Linked DNA regions of Mus musculus: region 1 is linked to region 2. The links are chromatin loops, found by intact Hi-C in ENCODE. Cell type or tissue: left cerebral cortex. All regions are shown on one strand.

What was found. A loop is a pair of places that touch in the nucleus more often than their neighbours do. Peaks named below come from ENCODE experiments on the same cell type or tissue, not always from the same donor. Only the 100,000 strongest peaks of a DNase experiment are listed, where the experiment ranks them.
Region 1: it touches region 2 in a loop (3-fold over the local background); 8 of 42 quality-filtered maps call a loop at or near these places.

What each region holds. Positions count from the first base shown.
Region 1 is chr11:81,766,785-81,774,784 of GRCm38, forward strand. It overlaps a transcript of Asic2 not described here. Among named protein-coding and RNA genes, the nearest start is that of 5530401A14Rik, 90 kb to the right of the region's middle. In left cerebral cortex, a CTCF peak has its summit at 3,254 (motif pointing right); DNase peaks (open chromatin) are centred at 1,100 and 3,141.
Region 2 is chr11:81,964,346-81,972,345 of GRCm38, forward strand. Gm11419 (a long non-coding RNA gene) reads left to right here and starts at 3,880. Exons shown (of 6, transcript XR_003949730.1): 1 at 3,880-4,010; 2 at 4,448-8,000. It also overlaps a transcript of Asic2 not described here. In left cerebral cortex, CTCF peaks have their summits at 4,925 (motif pointing left) and 7,891 (motif pointing right); DNase peaks (open chromatin) are centred at 1,526, 1,861, 2,479, 2,722 and 3 more places; H3K4me3 peaks cover 3,958 bases; H3K27ac peaks cover 3,625 bases.

The sequences.
Region 1 (8,000 bases), 200 kb before region 2:
GTGTACCACCTCACACATGTGCCGACACATGTACATCGTAAATACATAGGCACACAACAATTAAAAAGTAAAAGAAGAAAAGAAATCTGTTTTTAAACGATTCTTTGCTATGCATGCAACTTCACTATTGAATCACTTACACAGTAAAGCAAATGTATAATATACTAATGAGGTGTATAATATCCTAATAATGTCCATGCTTGTTTTGCTAACATAATGAGTCCAGTGATATTGAGGAGTGGAGGGATGATGGTAAAAAAGACAGGCAGACAGATAGAAACAATGATGTTTCTGTAAGAGCAGAAAAGTGCGTGCACAGTGTACAGCCTAAACTCTGCAAACCCTAATGTTAGTTTCAAATCTGAGCCCCAAATTCCCAGCCAGCATTCACTAGTACCGTGACCATCACACACACGGTATGTATGAGGAACCGAGGCTGCAGTGAAGTTTTGGGATGCAACATGGGAAAGTACTGTCAGAGATTCTCGGGTCTGTTACACACTTGATTTTGAAATACTTTTTGGCCTCTACCTATTCAGAAAGCTCTCACTGCTGCTAAGATTTCCATGACCCCTGGAATGGTAATTTAAGGGGCTGTGATGGGATGGGACTTAGAACAACCCATACCTGGGAGAGCAGATGCGACATTTACAACATTAGATAAATCGGAGGGCAGAGGGAGCACAGGCCACCCAAGAATTGGCTACATTCTTCTTTTAGATGGAGCTTCTCCAGGGCTGTAAGGCAAAGGCTCACTTGCCAGTGGTCTTCCTTTGCTTTCTGTTGCTGTGATAAACACTCCAAGAGCAACTTGGGGAGCAAAGGCTCTATTTGTTTTAGGTATTCTGGTCATAACCCACTACTGAGGGGCATCAGGCAGGAACTCAAGCAGGAATAGAGACAAGAACTATGGAAGAACCCTCCTTACTGGCTAGCTCTCTGAACTGTGGTCGCTTTCTCTGATTCGTAGGGAGACCAACTTCATCTCCCTCCCGCCTCCTTTTTCTGCCCTTCTTACAAGACTGACTCAGTGCCTGCTGGCCTGCCAACCCTCAGACAGTAGCAGGAATGGCTATGCCAGCTGCACAAAAGCTGTGTTTGGACAAAGCTGCCCCTTTCTTCAAGCTGTTCCATTCACTGCTGCCATAGCCTTGGGCCTGCCAGCCCCCTGTCACTCAAAGCCACCCTCTGCTGAAATCCAGACTCTGCAGGGCTATGAGCCAGTGAAGAAAAATGGGGCCAGCTCTGATAGTCACAGTAACATATGCTGTGGCAGTCTCTCCTCTCCTGACCTCTGACATATCTGAGTGGTCAGACGCTTCCTAGTCCATCCATCTCCCCAGACTCCTGGCTTCCAGTGTTCTATTCTCAGCTGACTGAGGACCAGAATATTAGCCCTGGCTTCCCCTGCTCCCCTGGCCACATGCTTTCCTGGTCACATGCTGCAGGGGTGATGCCTCAAGCCTTCCTAAGCAACCAAACTCAATGCAAGGGCAGAGGAAAATCAATAGACTGTGGGCCAGATCTATACTGACTGGCTATGTGGCCATTGCCTGCTTCCTTAACCATCCAATGCTCTGTAAGAAGGATGCATGTCTCAGTGCAGGTGTGGAGGGTCTTCTGAGAACAAGGGCCTGAGCCCCAGTGTACTACAGGCTCTCTATATACCATGTCTCCTCTCCTCTTTGGGAATGGCAGATGGTGACCCAGAAATCACTGGACCAGAGCATCCAAATGATCATTGAGTGGCTTCCTCTGCCTCATGGAACAACAGAAAAGGCATACAATACAGTCTTTGCTTCCCCAGCCTACAGAATTGAGACCGAGCCACTCAGTGCTTCCTGGTGCTAACATAGGAGTTCTCTTCTTCTTGTGAGTGGGACAATGAGACGATGCCTGCATCCAGTATCCAATGTGCCAAGGGACACATTCTTGAGCTAAACACCATGGTCCCAGAGCATGAAGAGGTCCCTATCCATGGTCTGAGTTTGAGTCATCTAAGCTTCTTCTATGTCCACTTACTGGGGGTTTCATCCTCAAATAGCCCTGGGCTGGGGCTGAGGTCTAGGTTGGCCTGCCCAATTCTGAACTCCTGATGGATGGCTGTGTTCCACCTGATGTTACTGTCCCTTCCTTTTCCTCACCCCACCCCCACCTGGGGCACCAGGGTGGCTCCTGTTGATTTCAGAGCTCTACATTGCCTGGGTTAAGAGGTGGGATTTGACCTTAAAAGATCCTAAGACATTTTGAAATGTTTATGTACCCTCTGTGGGTGATATTTTTAGACACAAAAAGTTCAAATTCCAGTAAACAATCACGAGAACAAGCAGAATGATAATTCTTAGCCCTTGTAAACCTCAGAGGGTGATCAGCCAAGTCAGGGTGCCCTCAAACATGTTTAGGTGATTGGGGAACTGGGAATTTTTGTCCTCTGTGCAGAATCAAAAATACTGTTATTTCATTTAATTGACAGCTATAAAAGTGCTAACGTAGGCCACTCTGGTCTAGTTTTATTTAAGCAACCGCCATCACTCCTGGTCTTTGCAGAATGGCTTGCAGAAGTGTCATTACAGTTCTCTGTGGTCTGAAAGTTGGTCCCCCTCCTCTGATTCATGTGTTGGAACCTAATAAACAGCATGGTGTTATTAAAGGAGGAGGCTTTGGAAGTGATTACGTTATACAAGGCTCCAGATCATTCTGGATCATTCCCTTCCAAGAACTATCATATTTGCTGCCATGTGAAACCTCCAAAGGGCGTTAACTAAGGGGGAGAAATGAGCCCTTATCACACAGAAATCTGGTGGCCCCTTGATCTTGAACTTCCCAGCCTCCAGAATAACGAGAAATGAATTATCCAGCCTAAGGCACATTTTCATAGCAGCTGGAACAGACTAAGACATTACTATTGATTGCCATTTCATGGATGAGCAGATTGAGGTTCAGGAAGATTAGGTTACTTGTGAGATGTCATTTGAAGCAATGACCCCCCCAACCCAGGAAGCCACATCAATTTTTCTGCCTTTCTTTCACAGGCTGGGCCCCTCCTGTTCTTTCTTGGAACGTTGCCGGTTAGACATGATGATGTAATGTGTAAGCCACTACAATTATAGTAGTTAACACATGGGCTGACTCACACAAACAAGAGATCAACTCCAGGCACGAGCTATCGGCTGTTTGATAATATTTGTCTGGTAATTTTGCTAATTGTGTGTTCATTTGTCATCTGCCAGTGAGTGTCAGCAGGCAAACAGTAGGAGGCACCAGAGAGTTGGGAATCACATATAGAGGGGAAGCTTAACATGGGGGGGCTGGTCCATGGCTTAGATTTTTTCCCTTTCCAAATGGGGAAAAGCCCCCATGATGGCACCTGGCCTGTGGGCACTGCCCTGATGCCACATGTTGGCCCTTCTAAACTCTGCTCCCAAGACTACCTCAACACACTGGAGAGGCTCTCTCATCAGTAAGGCGACCAAGAAGCAACCTCTTTCATTGAAATATAGAGGGCAGCAGCACTCCCCAGGGGTAGAAGTTTCTAGAAGGTTTGTGGTGGGAAAGGTGGTCCCTGCAAGATGGTCCCTGCTTCTTCCCATATCTACAGCCTCATCTCTCCTTCTATGCCCTGGCTAGACCAGGCTAGTTGCCCAGGTCAGGTGCAACCAAATGACAAAAAACCACAGGTTGGACCATCACTTCAAAAGACAACTCTGCATCCCAGCCTTCTCTTAGAAGCTCAGAATGGAGGATGGCCTAGTTGATCATCAATGGGAGGAGAGGTCCTTAGTCCTGTGAAGGTTCTATGTCCCAGTATAGGAGAATGCCAGGGCCAGGAAGCAGGAGTAGGTGGTTTGGGGAGCAGGAAGAGGGGAGAGTGGAAAGGGAGTTTTTGGAGAGGAAACCAGGAAAGGGAATAACATTTGAAATGTAAGTAAAGAAAATATCTAATAAAAAAATTTTTTAATGTAGAAGAAGAAGTAGAAGAAGGAGGAGGAGGAGGAGGAAGAGGAGGAAGAGGAGGAAGAGGAGGTAGAGGAGGAGGAGGAGGAGAGGAAGAGGAGGAGGAGGAGAGGAAGAAGAAGAAGAAGAAGAAGAAGAAGAAGAAGAGGAGGAGGAGGAGGAGGAGGAGGAGGAGGAGGAGGAGGAGGAGGAGGAGGAGGAGAAGAAGAAGAAGAAGAAGAAGAAGAAGAAGAAGAAGAAGAAGAAGAAGAAGAAGAAGAAGAAGAAGAAGAAGCAGCAGCAGCAGCTCAGAACGGAGGCTCTTAAGGGTGGAGGTCAGTGCCAGGCTGAGTTCTGTGAGGCCCATCTGTCTGTAAAGCACTTGTTCCTGTATGCTGATGAAATTCTTACACCTCTTAGCATCTTTGCCTGCATCATCATCATCATAAGGTCCCATACTTGTTAACGAAACCATACACTGTGGCCTTAATCCGGGTGCCCAAAGGAGCACTAAGGTTTCCTAGGACCTGAGTATCTCTCCTTGATCTGTTGGCCCTTCCTCCATCTGTTCCACCAGTATTTCACACCAGCCCCTCACCTCCCCTCCCCTCCCCTCCCTGCAAGCCACTGGCCCTTCTTGCCTTGTTCACAGGGCTATACACATTTGTTTATTGCACACCCTCAGAGTTCCCAGCCTCCTGCCTGCCTGTGTCTCCCACAGAGATCCTTTCCCAAGCTCCTGCTGGGCAGGGGCTCATTTACATTTCACTCACCAACCTCATTTAGTTAATTTTCTACAGTTAATTCAATGTTCAGCAAGTGGCTCTGGATGGCATTTGCATCCATCACTTTCCAGGGCTCAGAAGGTCTGCGGGGTGGCGGCCTCCCCGCTGAGATCCCCCACTTAGGCAAAAAAGCAACAACACGGCTCCCCACAGAAGAGCCTGCTGCAGGGTCAGCCTGGGCCTTTCTCTAGATGCTGCACCATGATCAAGCCCCGAGTGGGGGCCAGCTAGTCCCCTCTGTCTTGGCAACCTAGCCCACTGGCCTGAGATCTCCTGCCTTCTGATACTTTTCTGCGCATCCATTCAGAGGTAACTGCCTGCTGTGCCTAGCTCTTCTTTCACCTAAGCTTAAAATAGCTTCAGGGGGAGCCTCCTGGTGCCTAGATTATTACAAGGCTCCAGAAGGGGGAGAAGTAAAATAAAAGGCACCATAAAATCCTGATGGGAAGAGTGTGGCTGTTCACAAGTCCTGACACAGAGGGCCCTGGGCTCCTAGCCAGCTGTTTCCCTGCCTCCACCTCTGCAAACTCAACTTCATCCTGGGGGCTTTCCTGGCAGACTGTCATGGTAGGCACCTGTCAATTTCTTGTTTTAGTCATCCACCACTCTTCTAGTCCTGTTGAAGAAACTTCATGTTTGCTGCTGTGGGTATCTGAGACAGAAGAAGTCAGATCTTTTGGGAACCAACTCTGCAAACTCCAGATCCCTTTTCTCGCCTCCAGAGCAGTGAAGGCCTAGAGCTCATGTCTACATCCCCCCCCCCAACACACACACACACACACACACACACACACACACACACACACACACACACTTGTGATATCGAGAGATTTATTGGAATAGCACTCCCTGTCCTGATTGCTTCTGGGTTTCATCCAGGCTCTAAAGACCATGCAAGCATATGAAAGGTCACTACACACACTGAGCTTTCTAGAAATCATCACTGGTAGCTAGTTGCCAGTCCTCGCCTCAGTTTTCATCTACTATCTCAACGGACTGAGATATGGAGCTCTCATGACCCAAGAGTGATGAGGCAGTGGCTGGAGTTCAGAGCCTTTAGTCATATGGTTTTGCCTGTGACCCCAGCTCACTGCATTCAAGGGCCGCATTAGCTGGTGAGGTCCAAGAACTGAGAAGTCCTGCAACCTCCGTGCTCATTGCCCTGCCTGCCCTGCCTGTGCCTGCCACTGTTTGTATATCTCAGCAACCCGTTCCCTAGCTGTTGTAGATAAGAGTGAGTACAATCCACTCCAGTCAAGGCAGGACAGAGAGCCTCCTCCAGAACCTAAGCCTACTTACTAGAGCCTCCTGAATGTTGTCAAATGAAAGGTCACCAGATTCTTCCAGATCACCTGCCTGATTGCAAATGCATTCTGGGAAAGCAACTAGGTTTTATCCCCTGTAGAGGGCACATCTGGGGAGTGGGGGTGGTTGCTGTAGGACGAGACTCTCAGCCTTGCCCTTAAGAGAGTGACACTGGTACAGATTCCAGCAGACTTTTCATGGGGGAACATCACTCAAGTTGGAACAAGTTATACTAAGTTGGGTAGGCTCAATATATACCCACCAGGCCACACAGCTTCCCACAAAGGAGTTAAGACAGATTGGCAGCCAACTCTGAAACAACACTGATATCTTTCCTGCAGTCATCTTAAAGGGTTGTTTCTCCTCTCTCAGCCCATGCCTACCTGCACAATGGCCCTGTGTCCTCCAAGTCCATCTAGGCTGCAGGAGCTCCCACTGAGTAGCCATTGGCTATGCATGGCCATGGAGCTCTTGAAGCAGAGCTCCAGTGTACTGAGACGAGCTATCCTTGTAAGAGACACACTAGACTTGGAAGATTTAATGTGAAAAAGTCAAAGATCTTAGTACCGTTTTCACATGAACTGCATAATGGAATATCTTTAAGATTTATTCTTATTTTGATTTGTGTGCCTGTTGTATACTGGTGGGTTTTGTGTGTCAACTTGACACAGGCTGGAATTATCACAGAGAAAGGAGCTTCAGTTGGGGACGTGCCTCCATGAGATCCAGCTGTAGGGCATTTTCTCAGTTGGTGATCAAGGGGGGAGGGCCTCTTGTGGGTAGTGCCATCCCTGGGCTGGTAGTCTTGGGTTCTATAAGAAAGCAAACTGAGCAAGCTAGGGGAAGCAAGCCAGTAAGTAACATCCCTCCATGGCCTCTGCATCAGCTCCTGCTTCCTGACCTGCTTGAGTTCCAGTCCTGTCTTCCTTTGGTAGTGAACAGCAGTATGGAAGTGTAAGCTGAATAAACCCTCTCCTCCCCGACTTGCTTCTTGCTCATGATGATTGTGCAGGAATAGAAACCCTGACTAAGACAATGTGTGTGTGTGTGTGTGTGTGTGTGTGTGTGTGTGTGTGTGTGTGTGTGTTTGTCCCCCCTGGGTGTATGCCACATGGGTGTGGGTGCCAAAAGAGGGTATCATATTGCCTGGATCTAGAGTAGGTGGTTGTGAGCTGCCCTGTGTGGGCACTGGCAGCTGAACTTAGGTCTTCTGAAAGAGAATCAAGCATTCTTAACCACCTAATGTATCCATATAGTCACAAACAATATTTTGATGGAAGCTGGCATGATTTGGAAAGCAGGGAGAGGCATTTGCTACACAGGTCTGACAAGTTGAGGTTTATCCCCGGAGCCCATGTACAGGTAGAAGGAGAGAGTCAATGCCAGAGACTTGCCCGCTGATCTCTACATGTGTTCCCTAACATGTGTATGCATACATATACATATGCATACCCCCCAAATTAATAAATAAATGTGCTTTTAAAATTAATATGTTTGCTTCATGAGGTTTATCTGGGTTTTGACACTTGGGGTTTTCTTGTCATAAAATCTCGAATGACAAATTTCAACCTTTTGAACATTTAGTTTATGGCATATAATAATTGCACATATTTAAGGAGTATGCTATGATACTTCTACTGTACATTTGTCCTCTGTCTCCTGCAGACAGGGAGCCTATGTCTGCTTGGAACAGCGTGGTGCCCAACTAATCTTAGACATATAGTCAGTGTAGTTAATGAACACAGTGGGACACACGACAAGGCTGGGGGATCTGGCCGCTGCCCAGATCCATGACACAAGAAAGTAGAGGCAGAACAGAGCAGAGTCCACTGGGTGCTCTGAGCTGGGAGATCCAGTGAGTTGGTAGCTTGGAAGTCTCTTCTTCTAGGACTTCTATGCTAGACACATACCCTATCCCAAGTAGCAAGAGCCAACTTCTCTCAGGAAGGAACCAAAGAGAACCTGGCCTCTGCCTTG
Region 2 (8,000 bases):
ACCGCTGGTGAGGTCAATGTTAGATGAGCGAATGCCCATGTAGAAAGCATGCAAGAAGACAAAAAATAAAAAATAAAAAAAATAAAAAAACAAGGATGGCAAGGACTTCAAACCCATGCCTACCATGTTGGCCTTGGATTCGGGCCACAGAGTCACAACCTCTATCACCTCCTACCTCATCCCCTTTCTACTCTGGGTCACTAGGGTCAGCTTCTGTGAGTTAGAAGGCCCAGAATCAAATCTTTCTTCTGGTTCACCAGGGAGGAAACTCAAACCTCTCTGAAGCCAGACTGTTCCTGGGCAAAGGCTCAGAATGTATCTGCATAGGCAGGGAGCACGCCTGCTTACTCTGCACTCAGCATTCCACACCTGGCTTCCTGGGGACTTTGAGTCTCCGTGAACAGCCTTCGCTCACTCTGCTAGAATCACAGCTCATTCACTAATTAAAGGGTATTACACACTTCATTGCACAGCAGCTAAGAACTTGGAATAAGGAAGCTTGTGCTACAGCATTCACCCCGGAGATGATGTTCTGGGCTTTATAGGAAAACTGGATCCAGAAAAAGAGCTGTCCACCTGTGACATCCCCTCCCCCACACTTAAATTCTCTAATAAGTCAGTCATGGTTGCTTTGAGAAAGAAGGTAGGCACTGTGTCAAAACCCACAGCAGGGCTTGAAAGAAAGCCCACTAGAGAGGAATGGCTATTCCAGAGAGTGAAGGAAGGAAGAGGCTGGGAAACTGGCTTCTCCAACAGTGGCTCTAATAGTCTCACTGAGGATGTGAGAGCCCAAGTAAAGCTTGTCTATACCCAAGGCCCAAAGGACACAAAGGTACATCAGAGGTTCACTCCTTAGAGTGGGGTCTTGGACATGTCTCCTATCATATTATCCCCAGCAGAGGGTCAGCATGGGTGCCCACTGTCACCCGTTGTTGAGGATTATATTCTTAGCACCTACAGTGGGTGTCATCCTGACATCCTGAGCAGACAGAAGAGAACACCAAGGGCCAACATCTCTTCAATGCTTGGAGATGTTACACACAGAGGGGTCAGTCCAAGGGTGGGCATTCAAACAGATGAGTCTAAGACTTGCTAAGATTAACAGATAGTGTGTGCCACTAATTAAAGAATAGACCTTATCCGCAGGCAAATTCAGTGTTTCAGAGGATCAGAAGTCCCAGTTAGGATTTAAAACTGGACTTTTGGCTGCTTGGAATACTAGCAATTCAAATGATGAACCAAATATAAACAAGCAGCCTGAAATCAACAAGGCTCTACTTCTAAAGAGAACTGGGGTATGAGCAGAACTACCAGTCAGTCATGCCATCATGAGGAGTGTGAGGATGCTTAAAGACTCAGCCCAGGGTCTGCTGCCCAGTCTAACATCTCTGAGACACCCTGCATCTGCCATCTGTGGGTTTCATGTGTGTGCAGGCAGATAGAGGAAGAGCTGAGTGCACTCTTAAGCTACACAGTACAGCAATGACTCTGAGCGTTGCCAGGCACTAGAAAGCAAGGGCTGGAACACAGCAATGGTTTCGGGCTCCAAGAACGAGGCATTTTCTCTATTCTCCCCCCAAGGCCCCTCAGACATCATTTGTGCATGACGTATTTTAGGACCCTGTTTGTTCCTTTAAGAAGGGCTGGTAGCTTCCTTCTCCGGCTCAGACTGGCTTCATCTTTAGCAAACGCTGCCATAGGTTTGGCGATGCTCTTCCTTGGAATGTTTAAAAGGGATAATAATACAAAACGGCTCCCCCAGGAAACAGCTCTAGCACACAGGCTGTGAGAGGCAATGCCCCTGGCACTCTGGGCTCTTTCAGAATGAGATACAGCCAACAGCAAGTGCAAAGACTGAAGGCAGAGACTGGCTGGAGCATAAAGAGAACCTCAGAGTGAGAGGCAGGTGGCCCTGAGAGGGGGTGGGGAGGGCTGCACTATGGGAAAGGGGGGGATGTCTTAATGAGGCAGAACCCCCAGACAAGTGCTGACAACACAGTCCAGTTCTCTCGATGACTGCTGCACCTGCCATCCCCAAGTTGTCACTGTATTTAGGCTCAAGGCTCTGAGTCCCTGACACTCTCCTCCCCACTGCCCCAGGAAGCTATGGGGAAAGCAGACACAGTGCACTGCAGAAGGGTCCCACAGTTCCTGATACCCCAGACTTGCCTGGCAGTGTGGAAGAGCTGGCAGTTGCTGTCTGACCTGTTACACCAAGTTATGCCTAGCAGTTCACTAATTGGGATAAGAACCCTAGCGGCAACAGATCTGCTCCCGTCCTTCCCTCTCAGCCCCCTCTGGCAAACTCATCCTGAACATGAGCCACATCCCCTCCTCTTTACTCAACTCTACACTCCCCCCGCCCCAGGCTTTCCAATCCCACAGCTGCTCACCCCCCTCCTCCCTCCCTCCTCCCGCACCCACGTTGTGAGGCAATTGTACACAGAGAAAACGAGCCTTCGAGTTTCAAGCTAGAGCGCTCAGACAAGCCAGCCTCCGGGACCACCTCATCACATCTGTCTTCTCTCTGTCCGTCCTAGAAAGGAGCCTCTACCTGACTGGCCTCCCTACGGTAGTACCATGGACAGTTCCGTGGCTTCACCCTGCCTGCAGGAGGACCAGATGGAGCCTCCGGAGGCTCTTTTCCTCTCCACACAATTCAGGCAAGCAAAGGAAGGAAAGAACCTTCCACACCTCTGCAGCATCACCTGCTCAGTGAGCTCCCATGGACACGGGAGTCATTCAGACTGTCTGGGGCCCCACACCCCCTCCTGTGACAGCTTTAGCTCCAGCCCAGCCCACACGATGCAGACAGAGCCTGGTGCCACTTCCGAGCACAGATAAAGGGGAGAGAGAGAAGAAATGGAGAGGGAGACGAGAGAGAGAGAGAGAGAGAGAGAGAAAAAGAGAGAAGAGAGGCTGCCATCTCACCAATGACAAGATGTTTCTGTCACACGGTTCGGACATCAAGCATCCTGGACAATGGATAACCCAGGCCTCTTCCCTCTGACTGGGGGAAAGCCCAACTCAGCACACCTGGGGGAGTGACCCCCAACAGCGAGCCCCTGTAGCTCTCCAATCTGAAAGGACCACAGTACTCCATCTGACAGGTAACCTATTCTACAAATAGGTCCAACAACTCGAACCAGCTACCCTCTTGGCCTTCAGCTGGGTCTCCGCCCTCTCTCCTGCATAGCCGAGATCCCAAGACAAACAGAAGGCCACCAGCACACCACTTCTACTGAAGAGTGAACACAAGAGCAAACTGAAAGCCAAGTACTCACTGTGGTGAAGTCTTGATGCCCACACTCCTGCCCCTTGAACTTGCAGTAGAGCATCATATCCTTCAGGTCATGGCCTACCCGGTGCAGGAACTCCAGCATGCTGAACTGCTTCGGTTTGTAGTGTTTGAAGTTGGCCTTCTGTCGGAGGGCCTCCAGCACGGTGGGGTCCGCCAGATGCGGGTCAGGAATCTGCAAGTTGACATCCAACAGGGCCAGCAACTCCCCAGCGTGGTACAAGTCGTTGGTGGTAAGCCTGGAGAACCGGAAGCCATTGAGGTTGCAGAGGGTCACAGCTGGGAAGACCAGGCTCTGGGCCACCACTTCATCCACCTTGGTAACATGCTGATATGAGAAATAGTAGGATACTCTCTCCGAGCTCTCCACCAGCAGCAGGCCCAGAGATCCCACGAAGGCCACTGCCCAAAGCACACGCCGGATGGTCAGCGGCCCATACACGAAGATGTGGCGGATGCCATGGAGAGTAGAGGTGTTGGCGAAGATCTGGATGCTGGAAGGTTGCAGGCTGCCCTCGCTGGGGCTCTCCTTGAGGTCCATCGGGACCCTGTGCAGTTCTGCAACTGGCTTCAGGTTGATCAGATCTCAGGGAAGAGTTCCCAGTGCTCTGAATTCTGCTTAAACCTTGGCATTCAAGGCAGAGATCGCCAGGCAAGCATCAGGCCAGACACTGGGAGTTTATCCTGAGAGCCTGGCCACACGCTGACAGGGGTGAGTGTTTATATAAAACCCATTCAAACTCTAGCTCCTGATTTTTTCCAGGCGATAAGGAGGGCTGGTTTTATTTAGGGAGACACCAAGGTGATGTGGAAGGGATGTGGGTGGGAAGGGAGCGCTTAGCCAATGGAAATAAAGTCCTCCCCCCTACACACGCCACTAGAGACAAGATTAAAAGCGAGAGCGAGGGAGAAAATGCTTAAAACAAGTCGCTGAGCAGCTCGGATCCTGTTAACCAGCGCATAATGCCCCGTGTTAAGCATGGGGGGATGTCAGCTCAGCCACGCTGATGCAGTGCGGTGGGGCGCCGCGGCGCAGCATCCTAGCAGCCAACACGCTTAGCTTCTTCCCGGGATGTATGGGACCCTGGCCGCTGCTTCTCGCTGCCCGCCTCCATCCTCCCTTTCTCTTCTTTTCCGGCCTCCCTTTAGGGACAGAATTCCAATTGCGGGCTGCGGCTGCTGTTGCCGAGGGAGAGGACGCTGCGCTCCGCCTCCGAGAGAAGCAAGGATGCGGGGGTTTCTGTGGGCTCCTTGCTTCCAGCCTCCGGAGAAAGAGGAAGACCGTTGGGCTCAAAACGAGCCCTTCTCCCTGGCCTGCCTCTGGCAAGGCTGTTAGAAGGAGGAGAGGCTTGTGCAGGGGAGCAGGACCGATAGGGGTTGGGGACATGGAGAAAGTTTTTAGCCTTTTTTAAAAAATCTGCTGGGGGTCTTCTACTCCACGTAATGAGCTACTCCCAGAGGAAGGAGAACTTAACCCCCTATCCCCATGGATGGCAGGAAAGTGGATACTTAACTGCATGTGGCCAGTGAGATGCTGGCAAGGGGTTTTGCACCAATGTGGGCTCCAGGGTCACATCCATGAGGGGTCTCTATGGGAGAGATGATGAAAACGAAGGGAGCAATTTTAAAACCACGGGTCTCCCTCTGCAGGCTAGAGGGGGACACTTCAGAGTAGAGAGAAGCCCTTCTAGAGATAGAAAAATCAGTGTGCCCATAGGAACCCGAGAGAGAGAGAGAGAGAGAGAGAGAGAGAGAGAGAGAGAGAGAGAGAGAGAGCGCAACAAGTATCCCACCCCCACCCCCATATGTCTGCCAGGACTTTTTGTGTTTAACAAAGGAAGACAGCTGGGTGCCCTGTAGGACTGGTTTAATTCCATTCCTTTCAAGGTGTGTGTGTGTGTGTGTGTGTGTGTGTGTGTGTGTGTGTGTGTGTTCTGTCCCAGGATTTGCCAGATGGAATCACAGCTGGAGCTGTAGGTAGGAGAGAGAATGGGCTCTCTCTGTGTCTTCCACCTCCCTCTTCCTGAAAATCCCTTGTAAGTCAGGTCCCTGCTGGCTGATAGGTGTGGCTTGCTTGCCTGCCCCTTGCCAAGGATCAAGTGGCTGGCATCAGGGATAAATTCTCATCATAGTGAAAGGAATTAAAAGTTAGAGTAGCCAACTTGAGCCACTTGGCCAAGCTGGGACAGAGCCACATGGAGGCAAGTGTCTTGGAGAGCGAAGCTGGCATCTTCAGGGGATGCCAGGCTTAAAAAGGTGGAGAAAAGGGTGGCTTGGATCATCCTCTTCTAGGTTGATGGCCATTCTGCAATGATGTTATGACCCATCCAGCCTCCTGCTAAGCCAGATCCACTGAGACAGTTCCCAGAAAGCAGTCCGAGGTGACATGCGTGTGGAGCATGACCTCAGTAGTTTATCAGTCAGGAATGTTAAGACATGACAGAAGGCAAATGACCAAGACTGGATGGGAGGAGCTTTGTGCCTTTGCTAACCCAGAGTCCTGGTCTCAACAGGGCATAGGCTTGTAAACCAGGAGGACCAAAACCAAGTCGCCTCGAGAAGTGAATACTCTTGGTTTTATTGCCATCCAACAGATGAGAAAACTCAGGCCTGCCACAATGAACTGCTGTGTCCTAATCACAGGACCAGTGAAGTGAGAGCTGAGACGTCATCCTGGGTATGTCCACCTCTGAAGCAGGGTTTTAAAAGCAGGCCCAAATTTCCCCATCCCAAATTTAGGAAAGTGTTTCTACCCCCCTGCCCCTGCGCTATGTCTCCATATGTCACACAGAGACCACTTCCTCACATGTATAGATGCCCTGCCTTCTTTCTCTTGGTCAGACGACAACCCTTGTTGCTCTTACAATCTAGGCTTCTCATACGGAAGACTCCCTGATTCTTTTCACCAACCTTTGGCTCATCAGTCTAATTAATAAGCATTAAACTCCCCTTTAACTCTGCTACAGATACTACGTTGGCTTGGGGGAAACAAGGAGAATAAAATTCACATCCCACCATTGATCAACCTCATAGCTCAGGGAAGCGAAGGCTGTGCAGATGCACAGCTCTGTGCAACAGCTCTGATCTCATCAAATCTCATCTGTGTCCAGCTGGATACAATGGCTATAATTCCTGCCACATTCTGCCCCCTCCCCACCAACCATTACCTGTGCTAGGCTCTGTCACCTCCCCTCTTCTTCTCCTGGAGTCAGTTTCTCTCTGTTCAGACACATTTTTTCATGTGTGCAGACCCTACAGTAGATCTCATCACCCCACCCCAATATGTGCCCATTCATGCCTCTTTCACCCCATATCAGATTGGCAGTCACAAGCACGACGGGGCACATGGTGTATACTCATGCAGACCTGGGAGTTTGTGTCCCCCATCTGTTCTGCCTCCTTCTGCTCTGTGACCTTGGAGGAAGTGCCTAATGGGCTCTGAACTTTCATATCCCCTCTTCCACAGTAGTGGAGTTTTGGAATGGCAAAGGAATGAGATAAAGCTATGATGCGTTTATACAAGCTAGACACTTAGCAGTCAGCCACTCTCAGTCAATGCTGGGAGAAGGTGCTTTGTCGATGTTTGCTATTCTCTTTCAGGTGACTGGGGAACCATTTAAAGCTCACCAGGGTCTTATTTGCCTCAGGTACTGCATACCTGGAAGCCAAAGTCAAACATAATGCTGCCTTCTCTTCTGCTTCCTTTGCATGGCCCAAAGATGATCTCAGGGTCTCCTTAACTCTTGCAAACAGGGTAGGCACTATAGGATGGGTGGAAGACCAGAGGATAAAGGTACTTATTGTGGCTTTCATTGCAAGTCATTGGACTCTGTGCTGGGCTTTCTTGTGGATTTGTCATATGTCAAGAGCACCACTGAACCCATTTCACAGAAGAAACTGAGAAGGGCTACTTGTCCTGTGGTCTAATCGCTGAAAGCTGAAACAGGGAAGTCTGAGCTAGAGGAGACAGCCCACAGACCTGCACCAGATGCCAATGTATGCCACTGAAGCACTAGCACAGAACTGGAGGACCAGAGATGGACAGTGGTTTTACAGAGATGCCACCATACCATTCTCTGTACAGTGCTAGTTACTCCAAAAGATGGCTAATAAAAGTGTTCCTGCACGGCTCTTGTTAAGGGCCCTCTTTGGCTGGTAAGAATCTCTTGTAATTAACACTGTGGTTTGTGCACAAACGTTAGATATTGTCTTATTCTTTAAAATGCTTTTGTAGAGCTCAGTTGTTAAACATTTGCAGCATCAATCAAATCCCCATTACCTTTTCTTAGCTCTGGGGCATGTGCAGGGTCTTTCTAGGCAGACAGGCATCAGGTTTAGAGTAGGTCTACTTGGCCCAGTTTTTTAGGTGCTGCCCTAATTGTGTATAATTATGGTCTTTTTTGTGCACTTCGCAGCTAAACATTAAAAAAAGCTTTTCAGATAAATTCATGTGAAAATTGGGCAATTTAACCCCCTGTTAGCCCATAATCCTAGAGTTTTGCTCTGGAAAATCTGTTTATTTGCTTAAGAACAAATGAATGGATGTTTTTAATGAATCTCTCTCTGTTGCTGCTCTGAGGTACCAGGAGGGGGCGCTCTCTTCCCCAGGGCCTGCCCTAAATGTGACTCCCTTGGAGGCTTCTGGGCAGAGTGCAATTTTCTCTTGCTCCTGAAGACAGTGGCAGGCAGAGTTAGACAGGGT